Linked DNA regions of Homo sapiens: region 1 is linked to region 2. Evidence: read pairs that join two places in POLR2A ChIA-PET (ENCODE). Cell type or tissue: Panc1. All regions are shown on one strand. Links, peaks and the distances in the headings refer to the core of each region. The heading gives the core; the rest is flanking DNA. Region 1 overlaps LOC112268152 (a long non-coding RNA gene). Region 2 overlaps BUB1B (BUB1 mitotic checkpoint serine/threonine kinase B).

Evidence for each region. Peaks named below come from ENCODE experiments on the same cell type or tissue, not always from the same donor. Only the 100,000 strongest peaks of a DNase experiment are listed, where the experiment ranks them.
Region 1: POLR2A ChIA-PET joins it to region 2 with 6 read pairs; 5 of 35 experiments call an interaction of 5 or more read pairs at or near these places.

What each region holds. Positions count from the first base shown.
Region 1 is chr15:40,309,054-40,321,106 of GRCh38, forward strand. LOC112268152 (a long non-coding RNA gene) reads right to left here. Exons shown (of 3, transcript XR_002957721.2): 2 at 8,343-8,440; 3 at 984-1,729. It also overlaps the pseudogene RPLP0P10. Among named protein-coding and RNA genes, the nearest start is that of PLCB2, 7.1 kb to the left of the region's middle. RefSeq lists a silencer at 1,012-1,215 and an enhancer at 11,799-12,053. In Panc1, for the core only: CTCF peaks have their summits at 1,152 (motif pointing left) and 1,375; a DNase peak (open chromatin) is centred at 1,208.
Region 2 is chr15:40,203,823-40,206,322 of GRCh38, forward strand. BUB1B (BUB1 mitotic checkpoint serine/threonine kinase B) reads left to right here. Exons shown (of 23, transcript NM_001211.6): 15 at 2,362-2,500. The region is part of intron 1 of LOC107984763 (a long non-coding RNA gene); the gene reads right to left. Among named protein-coding and RNA genes, the nearest start is that of BUB1B-PAK6, 12 kb to the right of the region's middle. In Panc1, for the core only: no CTCF peak of the experiment used is centred there; no DNase peak of the experiment used is centred there.

The sequences.
Region 1 (12,053 bases), core at 135-2,634, 110 kb after region 2:
TCTTATCGCCCTTCTTAGCCCAGCCTGGGAGGCAGGGAGCTCTACCCAAGACTTCCTTCCCCTCTGGGGCCTGGCCTTTTGCCCTGGGTCACCCCCCCATGGGGCTTTGCATACCCCCAACAACGGTAAGACCCTCACCCAGGCCCTAGAATTGTCGCGGCTGGAGGTCTGGTCCAGGGCAGGGTGGAGGGTGAGGGAGGACACTCTTCATGCGGAATTAAGATAATAAACTGCCCAGTGGAGGCTGGAGCTAAGGGAATTCCCAGCACAGAAATAATCTGCAGAAGAGCAATTCTAGGGCCGGGGGATGGAGCCGGAGCAGGGCCTGACCAAGCCTCTGGAAATGGTAACAATTCAGAGGACTCTTCTTCCTCGTTTCCCCCAGTCCCTTAGCGTCATCTCTCCTCTCTCCCTCCCTCCAGTCTGGGGCCCTTCTGGGGGCCCCTCTGGCAGCCCATGCTGTTCTGGGTTCCTCCCTGGGATCAGGTTCCCTCGATATCTGTTTGAATGGATTTTGCAAGGGAAATCCCTGTCCCTTCCCAAAGCCCCTGCACCTGTCACCTGCGGCTGCCCTGGTCCCGGCACCCAAGTCCCTCCCTTTCATCTGTCCTGTAGCCATCAGCCCCCTCTCCACTTTGGGCCTGGAGAGACCAGTCCATTCCTCCCCCTCAGCCTGAGGAGGAAAGGGACAGCCTCCTCTCCTCATTTCAGGATTTCAGGGCTCCTCACTCTGTTCCTTTCCATCTCCAGCTCCGAATCCACAGAACAAAGCCTTGCCCATCTTTACTCAGTGATGTCACTGCCTGCACTGTTCTTGGGACCACAACTGTAGCTTCAGTGGGGGCCTGTACTCTCCTGCTCACATCCTGACCTCCTGCAAAGCTAGCTCCAAAAATGCAGAAAATCCAGGCAGTCAGGAGAGCGGAAAATCTTCATCAAAGAGCTTTTTGCTTTTAAAAATACATTTAGGTTTGAAAATTTGTGTTGACAAAGAAAAATGTTATGTAAATAATAGTAGAGAAAATCAGGGTAGTTACATGAATGCCCCGTTTGGGAAATGTGGCCTTGGGCTCCTGGGCTGAGCTGGGTAGAGGGCAACCCTGCAGTGGGCCAGTCTCACCCCTCCAGGGTGGGCAGTGGAAGGGCAAGGATGCCCCCTGCTGGGTGCACTCAAAGCATGCATGTCCTGGAAGTTGCGGTTGGGTCTGTCATTTGTGACCCACGGGAACACCTATGCCAGAGAGTTTGGCAAGTGGGAGCCTTGGGCCATAGAATGTGGTAAGAACTTATATTCAACCAAATGTTGCCTCCCACAAGGGACATGCTTGTGACCTGGACCCCAGCACATATGTCCCAAGTTCATTTGTTCACTTGCCAGTGCTATGTGGGAGCCCCATGCATTGGTTTCCCAGTTTGCTCATCAGAGAAGTTTAATGGCAGAAGTTGAACTCAGACCTTCAGGTGCCACAGCTGCCAGCCAAATAAGAGGATCAGACTAGGTCGGTTTCTTATCTGATGCCATGATGGTTGAAGCAGTGGGTTTCAGGAGTGTGGAACCCTGTTGTCCATCTTGGTCAAGGGCTGGCCCTCTTTTGGAGGGAAGATGGCTCTTATGGTGTCTGTTTCCCAGTCTGGCAAAGGGAGCCACACTCACCACTCTAGGAACCCAGCCACTTACTAGCTGGTTTATCTTGTGATACTTAACCTTCTTGGGCCTCAGCCTTCTCACCTGTAAAATGGGGATAATAATGCCTCATGGGGATGTTGCAAGGATTAAAGAATATAATGAATGGTACTTAATACAGTGCCTACACATGAGCTCAATAATACTATCATTATCATTATGAGTTATCATTGTTATTTTATTATTACTTATTAGCAGACACTGACAGGAAAAATGGCAGTTTCTTATTCCTTCTTCAACAGTTCTTTCTACAAACGTCTTCACTGACTTTCTCTTTGGATTTTTCTTCCAGCAGTTCGTGTGGATCAGGGGCTGTACCCACCTTTGCAGGGCAGACTGAGTTAGGGTTGCTCCTGTCTGTGGACTTGAAGCAAGCTGTTCCCAAGCGGCCTGAACTCATGAAGTGATGAGCACAAGGGCTCCAATCATGGGCAAGTGCCAGCCTCCCACCAGCTTCATGCCACCACAGCCCCCCAGCTGATGAGGCACAGATGAGAGTGCTGAGCTGCCCAGCTGTGTGTCCCTCTGTGGCCCCAGCTTCAGCCACCCTCTGTGTACTGAGAGCTAAGCAGAAGTGGAGGCATGGGCAAGGCTGGGTAGCCAACACTGATCCCTTAGGGAGGAGAGAGGCAATCAAGTTTCCTGTAGATGCCCAGGAGGAAGATGTTGCTTGTCTTCCCATTCCAAGCCCCTCTATAACCCGACAAGGAACCATCTGGGACTTAGAAGTGGAAAACAAACTGGGCATGGTGGCTCACGCCTGTAATCCCAGCACTTTGGGAGGCCGAGGCGGGTGGGTCACGAAGTCAGGAGCTCAAGATCAGCCTGACCATCATGGTGAAACCCCGTCTCTACCAAAAATACAAAAATGAGCCAGACATGGTGGCACACACCTGTAATCCCAATTACTCAGGTGGCTAAGGCAGGAGAATAGCTGGAACTGGGAGGCAGAGGTTGCAGTGAGCCAAGTTCACACCATTGCCTCCAGCCTGGGTGACAGAACGAGACTCCATCTCAAAAAAAAAAAAGTGGAAAACAATCAGTCCATGTATGTTTCTCTTTGAAGTGCTATTTTGGATCAAATTTACCTGTGTCCATCTTCAAGAAACCCAGAGTTTAGTCCCCACTGGAGCAAAGGTTTGTTCTGTGATCTTAGCAAGTTACCTGAGCCCTTGAATCTGTCAAACTTTTGATCATTTCTAAGAATCCTTCCAGCTCTAAAAATCTCTTTCCACTTGGAAGGGCCAATCTTGTCACTTTTCTCTCTTGCCTTTCCTCTGAGAGACAACAAACCTAGAGATGAGAGCTGTAGGTGGCAGGAGAGGCTTAGCTCTCATCCCAGTGTGACATTCTTGGGCACAATCACTCCTCTGCCTCTGTCAATCCCTCTGTGAAATGGGCCAGTTTTAATAAGTGTGATAGAAATAAATTATATGATGTCCTCCTCTAGGTGGGCACGGTGCATTGCATATAGGGAAGGTCATCAGTATTGATCAATTGCTTCTGTTCTTACTCCTGTCCTGGTCCAACCTTTTTTTTTTTTTTTAGAAGTTAAGCCTTTATTTCCTTGTTTTGTAAATAAAGCTGGCTGAGTTGGTTGTTTTTTGATGATTAGTCAAAGAGACCAAATCCCATATCCTCACCCAGCTCCTCCACCTCTTCCTTGGCTTCAACCTTAGCTGGGGCTGCAGCAGCGGGAGCAGCCGTGGTGGCAACAGCCACAGAGGCAATAGCCACAAATGCAGATGGATCAGCCAAGAAGGCCTTGACCTTTCCAGCAAGTGGGAAGGTATAATCAGTCTCCACAGAGCCAGGGCTCATTTGTACCCACTGATGATAGAATGGGGTACTGATGCAACAGGTGGGTAGCCAGTCTGCAGACAGACACTGGCAACATCGCGGACAACCTTCAGGAAGCAAGAAGGAAGTTTCCTCTGTGATGTCAAGCACTTCAGGGTTGTAGATGCTGCCATTGTCAGATGCCTGCTGGATGACCAGCGCAAAGGAGGAGGGAGAAATGCTCGGCGTGTTCAGCAGCGTGGCTTTGTTGGCTCCCACTTTGTCTCCAGTCTTGATCAGCTGCACATCACTCAGGATTTCAATGGTGCCCCTGGAGATTTTAGTGGTGATTCCTAAAGCCTGGAAAAAGGAGGTTTTCTCTGGCCCCAGACCAGTGTTCTGGGCTGGCACAGTGACTTCACATGGGGCAATGGGACCAGCACAGGTGGCAGCTGGCACCTTACTAGCCAGCAACATGTCCTTGATTTCAGTGAGGTCCTCCTTGGTGAATGCAAAGCCCACATTCCCCCAGATATGAGGCAGCAGTTTCTCCAGAGCTGGGTTGTTTTCCAGGTGCCCTCAGATGGCCGTGAGCATCATGGTGTTCTTGTCCATCAGCACCACGGCCTTCTCTCAGAGGGACATGCAGATCTGCTGCGTCTGCTTGGAGCCCACATTGCTGCTCCCACGATGAAACATTTTGGATAATCATCCAAAAGCTGGATGATCTTGAAGTAGTTGGACTTCCAGGTCATCCTGTCTTCCCTGGGCATCACGGCAGTGCATCAGGGATTGCCACGCAGGGTTTAAAGACAATGTCACTTTCACGAGGATGCCAAGAGAGAGTTTTTTTTTTTTTTTTTTTTTTTAATATACGATGTAATCTCACCCTGTTGCCCAGGCTGGTCTTGAACTCCTGGGCTCAAGCAATCCTCCCACCTCACCCTCTCCAGTAGCTGGGATTATGGGCATGTACCACCAAACTTGGCATCTGATCCACCTTTTTATCAGGACCTGGGCAAAGCCACAGAGAACAAGCCCCTCAACTTTGCGAATAGCAAGGAGCCAGCGAAGACAGGAATATGTTGGAAGACAGACTCAGGATCCAAAAACATTCTAACCTATTGGAGCACTGGCCTAAACCTCCCAAGGTGAAATGAACAGGGCTTAACTGAGAGATCTGGGCTTGGTGCCAAGACACCGACTGTACAAGGACAGGGTGGGGAAGTGGCAGCTTAGCAGAAGCATGTGTGAATAAAACTGAGGGTTTTCGCTGACAGCCAGCTCCATCTGAGTCAAATGACAGAGCTGCCAATAAAAACGGGCAGACTCAGGCTGCCGAACTGAAGTCGGGTACTGAGCCCTGTGGTTCTCCATCTTGATATCACACCAGAACCACCTGCAAAGCTCTGGTAACACTGCATATTCCTTGCTGTACCAAGACCCTCTGAATCGTGATCTGGGATGAGATGAGAGAGGGAAAGGAAGGTGAGGAGTTTGCATTTCTTTTATTTTTTTTTAGAGACAGGTTTCACTCTGCTACCCAGGCTGGTCTCAAGCTCATGGGCTCAAGCAATCCTCGTGCCTTGGCCTCCCAAAGTGTTGGGATTATAGGCATGAGTCACTGCGCCCAGCCAGGAGTTTGAGTTTCTAAAGAGTATCCCCCCTCATTCCAAGATGCATCCAGGGCTTTTGAACCAAGGAACAATCAGTCCCATTCTCATTCTCAGCACAACAGACCACACCCAAAATACTTGAGGAATTCAGTTTAGGTTGCTTTGTTGCAGGGAAGGTCATAAGTTGAAGGATATTTGGTGGAAAGCAGCCAGGATGCAGGCAACACTCTGAAGAGAACCACTTTATAGAAGACACAGGTGGCCAGGAGGCCCAACTTCACATGGATGAGTCTTGTTCTCTGAGGTCCCAAAAGTTAGAATCTAGGCCAGGTGCGGTGGCTCACGCCTGTAATCTCAGCACTTTGGGGGGCTGAGGGGGGCAGACCATCTGAGGCCAGGAGCTCAAGTCCCACCTGGCCAACATGGTGAAACCCCATCTCTACTAAAAATATAAAAATTAGCCAGGCGCAGTGGCACATGCCTGTAGTCCCAGCTACTCAGGAGGCTGAGTCAGGAGAATTGCTTGAACCCGGGAGGCGGAGGTTGCAGTGACCCAAGATTGTGCCACTGCACTTCAGCCTGTGCGACAGAGCGAGACTCTCTCTCAAAAAAAATTTAAGTACATATTTTTTTAAAGTTAGAATCTTAGGAGACTGTCTTAGGTCAGGTTTCTCAGGAAACATGCCGAGATAGAGATTTTCTTGTAGGAAGTTTATTGGGGGTGCTTTCAGAGATAACATCTGTGAACTAGTGAAAGAATCAGAATCAAGCCAGAGGAAGAAATTGGTGAACAATGCAGTCACAATACAGAATGCTTCCACAGGAAGCCCTGGGGTTGAGCTGGCCCCGTAGAGTTAGCCCCAACTTGGATAAGAGGGCTGTACCTTTGAATTCCACATTGACTTGGCAGATGACCCCTAGGGAAGGGTTGTGAAGTCCAGCAAGACAGCTCCCTTTAGCAGCTGAAGGAAATGCCAAGGGAGAGACTCATGTGTGAGCCATTGGCAGCCAACACTTCTGGCAACTTCAGGGATAAGCTCCTTGGTCCTAAAAGCAGTATCTGGGTGGTGCACCACAGCAACCGAGACAGTACCCCCAGGCATAGCCCAGACCTACTTGATTTATGTGGTAAGTTCACTCTACCTGGGAATAGCTCCTCCTGGATTCTGGGAAACTTACAAGAATTAAATGGAGAAACTATAGCCCCCACTACTGCAACTAGTCTTGGTGACACAATTGATGTTCATCATTCCCCTTCTCTGTCACTCATTCTAGATTCTTTTTACCTTCAACTTGCACCTCTGCTGGTGTAGGTGGCTTGCCTGTCGGGGTAACCAATCACCAATCACCATGGCCTTCAGACCATGCTGCTGATGTGTCCACCTTCCACCAAAATTGGGCATACCAACAGACACCCCAGTGGATCACCTGGGTGCCAAACATATTCTTTCCTGACCCCCTTATGTAACAGCAGCCCTATCTCTCCCAAAGGATGGGGGTCAGTTGCCCCTTCCAGGAAGTGACTCCTCTTCTTTCCTGCTGGTTTCTTGGCACAAAGAGTCTGACGAACAGAAAGCAGCCATACTTAAGTTTATGGGGTTCTTGTTCTGTCCCTGGTGGAAGTGCTCCCCCTCTGGGAACCAGATTCTCTGAACCTGGAGAGCTTGGAACTGCAGGAATGGGAACCACAAATTCCTCCAGAAAGGTCACTGGGAGTGATGGTAAGTGGAGTCATTCCTACTTCTACCCCTAGTTTCCTAAACCTCTATTCTACACGTTGACACATAGCACCATATATAACAGTTATTGATTAGGATGCATACCTCATCCTGGAGCACGGTGTCCCATCATCTCTAACATGGTATTTCAGCTGTGCTTCTAAAGGCTGTTCTATCATTCCACCAGCTCTATTCAGCTTCTGGATGGTGAAGTATGTAATAGGCCTAAAAGATCCCATGATCATGTGCCCATTCTATCCTTAAAGTGGGACTCTTGGTCTTCTGCAATGGTATGTGAGATCCCACGTCAGTGAATCAAACACTCTTTTAGCCCCCAGAGAGTGGCCTTTGAGCAGAAAAGACAAATCCATATCCAGAATATATGGCAATTCAGGTCAAGATGAGTCCCTCACCCTTCTGGAGTGGAACAGGTCCAAGGTAGCCAGCTTGGTACTGCGTGGCTGGTATCAGTTGCTGGCAGGTTGGACTTTTAGCAGTGACAATAGGTAATTGGCCTTGGTGAGTGGGAGCCCATTCTGTTGAGCCACCCCTGCCACCACACACATGCGACACGTGTCACCTCCATCTATGCCACCATGGCCACTTTATTCATGTGCCCATTGTGCTGGCATGGGGTGGTCAATGACAGAGGCAAGCTAACATCAATTCCACATCATTCTATCTACTTGATTATGCAGTCTCCCCTGTGGCAGGTGCTCTCTGATGAGTATTAACATGCAATATAAAGATCTTCAATAGTGAGACCTATCTCTACAAAAAAAAATTAGCCTCGTGTGGTGGTGTGTGCCTGTAGTACCAGCTACTCCAGGGTCTGAGGTAGGAGATCACTTGAGCCCCGGAGGTCGAGGCTGCAGTGAGCCATGATCGTACCACTGCACTCCAGCCTGGGCAACAGAGCAAGACCCTGTCTCAAAAAATAAAAAATAAAGATACTCACACTTGGTGCTCACTCAAATAGATAAAGCCACATATCTCTTCCCAAGACCTTCTTGTTCCCAGTCTTCCAGTATTTCTCTTTCTAGCCCTCTAACCAACCAGTCAAACCATTTGCCTATAGCTCATGAGCCTGTAGACAATTTTACCTCAGGCCGCTTTACCAGGGGCCATGCTGATGATTCAGTTCCCAGTCAGGTATCAATGTCAATGCAGACACTGCATCCAGCAGACCTTAAAGCGTTTGACTATTCTACTATCCCCAGTGTACAGTTACCCAGGTAAACGGCATAGTTCCCTTTAGGGAAGTAGTGGGGAAATCATTACTGTATTGCTATAGTATTGCAGAAACCTTTCCCCTGGGAACCTGAACTGAAAATTGAATTGGGACTGGAAACCAAACAAGATATTGTGACTTTTTATTGGAGCAGCTGCCATCAACCTCCTGGTCTTTCATCCTTGATTTATTTTAATTGTACAGCTCAGCAATTCTCAGTGTGTGGTCTCCAGACCCCTTGGGGTCCCTGAGATCACTTCAGGGGTTTCACAAGGTCAAAATTGCTTTCATAATAATACTAACATGTTATTTACCTTTTTAACTGTGTTGTCGTTTGCACTGATGGTGCTAAAGCAATGGTGGGTAAAACTTCTGGCACCTTAAACAACCAAGGCAGTGACACCAAACTGAACTAGTAGTTCATTGCAGAAAGAAAGAGGAAAGAAAAGAAAAAAAAAAGGAAGGGAGAAAAGTCGTTTTACTTTAGAATATCTTTAACAAAACGATATCAATTGTTAAATTGTATGAAGTTATGACCCTTAAATAGATGTCTTTTTAATATTCCATGTGATTAAATGAAAGTACTCTACTGCATATGGAAGTATAACGGTTCTCTTGGGGAAAAGTACTTTTGCGATTGGGTCGTGAGCTCAATTAGCTGCTCTTTTCATGGAACACCAGTTTTACTTGAAAGAAGAACTGAAAAACCATGGCTATGCAGACTTGGCTATTTGGCAGATGTTTTCTCACATTTGAACCAAGTGAGCCTGTCACTTTGAGAAAAAAATAACTGATAGTGTTTGTTACCAATTACAAAATTTGAGTTTTCAAGTAAAAACTAGAATTTTAGAAAACATGTATGCACTATCATGAGCTTCCTAGATTCCTGATACTTAAACTTTTTATAATATTATCAAATGTGATTTTTTCTATTATATAATGAAATGTATCAATATTGCAAAGATATGTTTAATTCAGTGAACCAATATTTTCCAAATGATCAACGTGGGATATTATAAAATCATGCATGGGTAAAAGTGCCATTCAAAGGGCAAGTTAGATCAATGGACTTTAATGTAATTGAGCACAAAAAAAGTTCACTGATATAGTTTTATAGTCTACATTTCAACCACCATTTAAGAAAATACTGCTTGTTGGGTTTTGGTGTAGCATCAAAGAAAAACAGCCACAATTATCTGAAAAGGCTGTTAAAATGTTCCTCTCTTTTCCAACTACATGTCTATATGAGGCTGGATTTTCCTCATATATTTTAACCATAACAACAAATTGCCAGCAGATTAAATGTAGATGCAGATATGAGATGCCAGGCATGTTGGCTCATGCCTGTAATCCCAGCATTTTGGGAGGCCAAGGCAGGTGGATCACTTGAGCTCAGGAGTTTGAGACCAGTCTGGCAAAATGGCAAAACCCTGTCTCTACAAAAAAATACAAAAATTAGCCAGGCATGGTGGTGTGCATCCGAAGTCCCAAGCTACTTGGGAGGCAGAGGTGGGAGAATTGCTTGAACCTGGGAAGTGGAGGTTGCAGTGAACTGAGATCACGCCACTTACACTCCAGCCTTGTGACAAAGTGAGATCCTGTCTAAAAAAAAAAAAAAAAAAAAAAAAAAGTGGATATGAGGATCCAGTTGTCTTCTACATTCCAGAGATTTGCAAATTTACAAAGCAAAGCCACTCTTTTCATTATTTTTTGTCATAAAAATATATTATCTGCCCAGGTGCAGTGGCTCACGCCTGTAATCTCAGCACTTTGGGAGGCCGAGGCGGGTGGATCACAAGGTCAGGAGTTCGAGACCAGCCTGGCCAACATGGTGAAACCCTGTCTCTACTAAAAATACAAAAATTAGCCGAGTGTGGTGGCATGCACCTGTAATCCCAGCTACTCGGGAAGCTGAGGCAGGAGAACTGCTTGAACCTGGGAGGCGGAGGTTGCAGTGAGCCGAGATCATGCCACTGCACTCCAGCCTGGGCAACAGAGTGAGACTCTGTCTTGGAAAATAAATAAATAAATAAATAAATAAAATATATATTATCTATGTTAACATGTAGTGGGGCTTATTATTCTTTAGACAAATTAATAAATATTTTGCAAAACCCTTGGTCTTATTTCTAATATGTCAAATAAAAATAGCTATAACCCACATAAACAAAATCCCTTTAGATACCTCTCTCTCTCATATATACATACATATATATATATTTAGAGACTAGGTCTCACTCTGTCACCCAGACTAGAGTGCAGTAGCATGATCATGGCTTAGTGCCGTCTCAAACTCCGGAGGTCAAGCGAGCCTCCTGCCTCAGCCTCTCGAGTAATTGGGACTACAGGCATGTGCCACCCTGCCTAGCTAATTTTCAACTTTTTTTTTTGTAGAGATGAGGTCTCACTATTTTGCCCGGGCTGATCTTGAACTCCTGGGGTCAAGTGATCCTTCTGCTTCAGCCTTCCAAGTAGTTGGGATTATAGGTGCGAGCCACCACATCAGGCTTAGAGACCTCAATATTTAAGAGTGTAAAGGGATCCTGAAACTAAAACATTTGAGAATCACTGGTATAGATAGAGCAGTACTGTTACTGGCTGCCTAGCTAGCTTGCTCCAGGGATGCTATGCTATCAACCATCTTCAACCATGGTCCTCTACTGGCCAGGACTGCCCCCACTGCCACTCCAACTTGCTGCTTATTACAACAGTTGTGCTGTCTAGCTTCTATGATTTCATGGTCCTATCATCCCCACTGCTATCTGGAGCCAGTTCTGGAATGGCCTCTTGCTGTCAGGCATGGCTTACAGAGGACAGTCCAAACTCAGCTTCTCAGGGATGCTGGTACCGCTCTCACCAGTGTGTTCCTTGTTGCTTTGGTAACTAGAGTATCCTCTGGGCCTTCCTGCAGAACTTAAGTGGTTTCTGGCCTTACATAGAATATACCCATTTCTGTGAGCTTTTGAACCCTTCTTCCACATTCTGCTGTGGTAGTTCTGGCATTTCCATTACACTCTGGTGGCCATTGCCTTCCTCCTGTCTCCCAGGATCCTTGTCAGGATATCACATCCTGATTCACAGGAGAATACTCCTATAACAACGAAGTATCCCTTGTTCAACTTAATGTGTGGCACCACACCCCACCTTGATCTAGCCTATACATTCGCTCCTGGATCCTGCCAGTATATACTGGCTACTTCCGCAACTACTTCATGGTCTAGCCTTCTTCCCTAGTGGGCCCCTGCACATCTCTGACTGGGCTTTATTGTGATCTGGCTCTATGTATTGGGCTTGTAGGCCAGGACAGAGAGGCAGCTTCCTTTGGTGTCAGAAGGCAAGTCCCAGTGACAGTTGCAGCTGAGCCATCATAGCCAACACTCCTGACAATTGGAAGAATGAGCACCTCCCTCCTGAGGCTGACCCGGGTAGTAACCCCCAATATCCACTATAGAGACAAAGTCTAGCTTTGCCTATGAGACAGAGCAGAACCAGGATCAAGAGCTTAATGCCCTGGAGTCAGAGGTCTGAATTCCATCAGGGCTTTTGAATTCCAAGGCATTAGGACTATGTGACCTTGAGCAAGTTCCTGGCCCTTTCTGAGGCAGGGACTTCATCTATGAAATGAAGATAAACAGTACTACCTGATAGGTCATTGGGAGACAAATAAGACAAGGAATGTAAAGGCTTGGTATAGTGCCTAGCACATTCTAAGGGCACTGTTATTGTCATAATTGGTCAGAACTTTCCAAAGCCAAAAAGGGCTGCCTCAGGGAGCAGACAGTAAGGTATGCCACCATCCCAGATGGTCTTTGGGCTGACGCTGCTGAGTGCTCCCCAGGGATTTTGTGGAGGAGGCTCTAGGGCCCACAGGGGTATTCACAAAAGATGACTTTTGGGGCCCATTCTGTCCCCAAGCTGCCTTGATTCTCTGATTTCTCTGATCCCTGCCTGTTCTTAGTGGGGGGAGGCATATTCACTTTCAGGCCACTAGGGGGCCATTTAGTTTTCTGCAACAGGAGAACACT
Region 2 (2,500 bases), core at 1-2,500:
AGGAAAAATCATTCTCTTCAAACCAGCCTCTGGAAGCTTGTCATGAGACTGAAAAGAATTGAGTATGTTTAATCTGAAGACTTTTAAGGGGTGATGTGAGCAGTAGCTTTAGTAACTTAAAGCAGTGTTTTCCACATCCTAGGGAATCATTTGGAGGAAGTTTTTTAAAAGCACTTTTTCATTTTAGTTTCTTCTCTGTTGATGTATATTTTATATCCAGTAAACTGCACAAATATTGTACAGCTAGATGAATTTTTCCATGCAATTTTTTCCCATATCAAGATACAGAATATTTCCATCAACTCAGAAGAGACTAGCGAGTCTTTTGTGACTAACAGTGCTTAAGCCCCATTCCATCTAGGTGCCATTGGAATTTCCAGGGAAGAAGTCCAAGCATGTATTTTTGTCTTTTTAAAAATACTTTCTCAGATAATTCTGCTACAGTTAGTCTACTGACTGCTATGAAAAGACAGTGATGTAAGAGTAATTAATTACATATTGTGTTCTGGAGTAAACCACCAGAGAACATGATGAACAGGCTAGATTTGGATACAGTGGTTCTAGATTCAGCTGTTCAAGGATATGCTTAATTGTTAAAGGAGTCCAACTTCATTTACCTTTTTTTTTTTTTAACCAGTCTTTTACTTGAATTTTGTTAATAAGTACCTACCAGAATTTTCATCCCCTAAAAAAATCATATTTAAAATGTCTAAGCTAATATGGCCATAAGTAGTATTTGCATAAAATGTATAGATTATAAACATCTATTTTACTTTAATCACATATATAAATACATATATATGTATATATATATTTTTTTCTTTTTCTTTTTTAGACAGGGCCTCGCTCTGTCACCCAGGCTGGAGTACAGTGGCATGATCTCAGCTCACTGCAGCCTCTGCCTCCTGTACTCAAGCATTCCTCCCACCTCAGCCTCCCAATTAGCTGGGACTACAGGTGTGAGCCACCATGCCTGGCTAATTTTTTATTTTTTGGAGAGACAGGGTTTTGCCATGTTGCCCAAGCTGGTCTCAAACTCCTGTGCTCAAGTGATCTTCCCACCTCAGCCTGCCTCCCAAAGTGTTGGGATTACAGGTGTGAGCAAATGTACCTGGCCAAATCTTTTTTTTTTTTTTTTTTTTGAGACTGAGTTTCACTCTTGCACTCAGGCTGGAGTGAAGTGGCGTGATCTCGGCTCACTGCAGCCTCCGCCTCCTGGGTTCAAGCAATTCTCCTGCCTCAGCCTCCCGAGTAGCTGGGATTACAGGCGCCCACCACCACGCCCAGCTAATTTTTGTATTTTTAGTAGGGACGGGGTTTTGCCATGTTGGCCAGGCTGGTCTCGAGCGCCTGACCTCAGGTGATCCACCCAACTCAGCGTCCCAAAGTGCTGGGATTACAGGCGTGAGCCACTGCACCCGGCCTATAATTTTTTTTTTAACTATACTTTGTTTCTTCCAGATGTACCTCCCACCTTTAGTTACTAAGTCAGAAATTCAAAGTATGTGTCAAATTGGTAATGATCTAGAAAATTAATCTCTGGTATCCATATGGGTTAAATCAAATAGGCACTATTTGTATACTACAGGTAAATATGTAAAGTGGTATAATCTCTCTGAGGACAGCTAAGTAATATAGATAAAGAACTTTAGTGTTTATAACCTTTTGACCTTACAATTCTACTTTTAGGAATTAATCCTAAGAAAATTAAAGGATTTATAAAGATTTATGTATAAGGATAAAGTAGTTTTAAACTAGTAAAAAACAGAATAACCTGAAAGTTGGTTAATTTCTTATAGACCCACAATGTGGCCATTATGTTTTTAAAGAATTTTTAATAGCATAGGAAGGAAGAAATACAAAAAGTATGAGAAAGAGCAATACAGAGTATCATGAATGCTACAGTTTCACTGGTTGTAAAACTGCTTTTCAAATGCATAGAATATGCTATGCATATATCCTACCAGACATACATGAATTGTCTTTAAGAAATAAATAAAAATTAGGTATGTAGCATAGAGGAAGAAGACCTAAAAACTAGGAGGATAGCAAATCATTAGAATATTTACTAAGTGAAAGCAGAAGAAAAATAGTATTTGTGCTTTAGTTCATAGGTGAAATTTGTTGAGGAACAAAACCATTGCCCAATATTTTTCTTTGTATGGAGAATCTTCCTGGTACATTTTTTGGATGAAGTATAGTTTACTGTGTTCATGATATAAAAACCTTTTTATATTTGCCTAGATATTCTGATATGCTATTTCTGTACCCTGTGTCACTGAGCTAATATGTCTCTCTCAGTAAAAAAGTTCTTCATGTATTGAAATATTTTAGCTAAACTTTATATGGTCTTTATTTCAGGATGAATTTACAGGAATTGAACCCTTGAGCGAGGATGCCATTATCACAGGCTTCAGAAATGTAACAATTTGTCCTAACCCAGAAGACACTTGTGACTTTGCCAGAGCAGCTCGTTTTGTATCCACTCCTTTTCATGAGA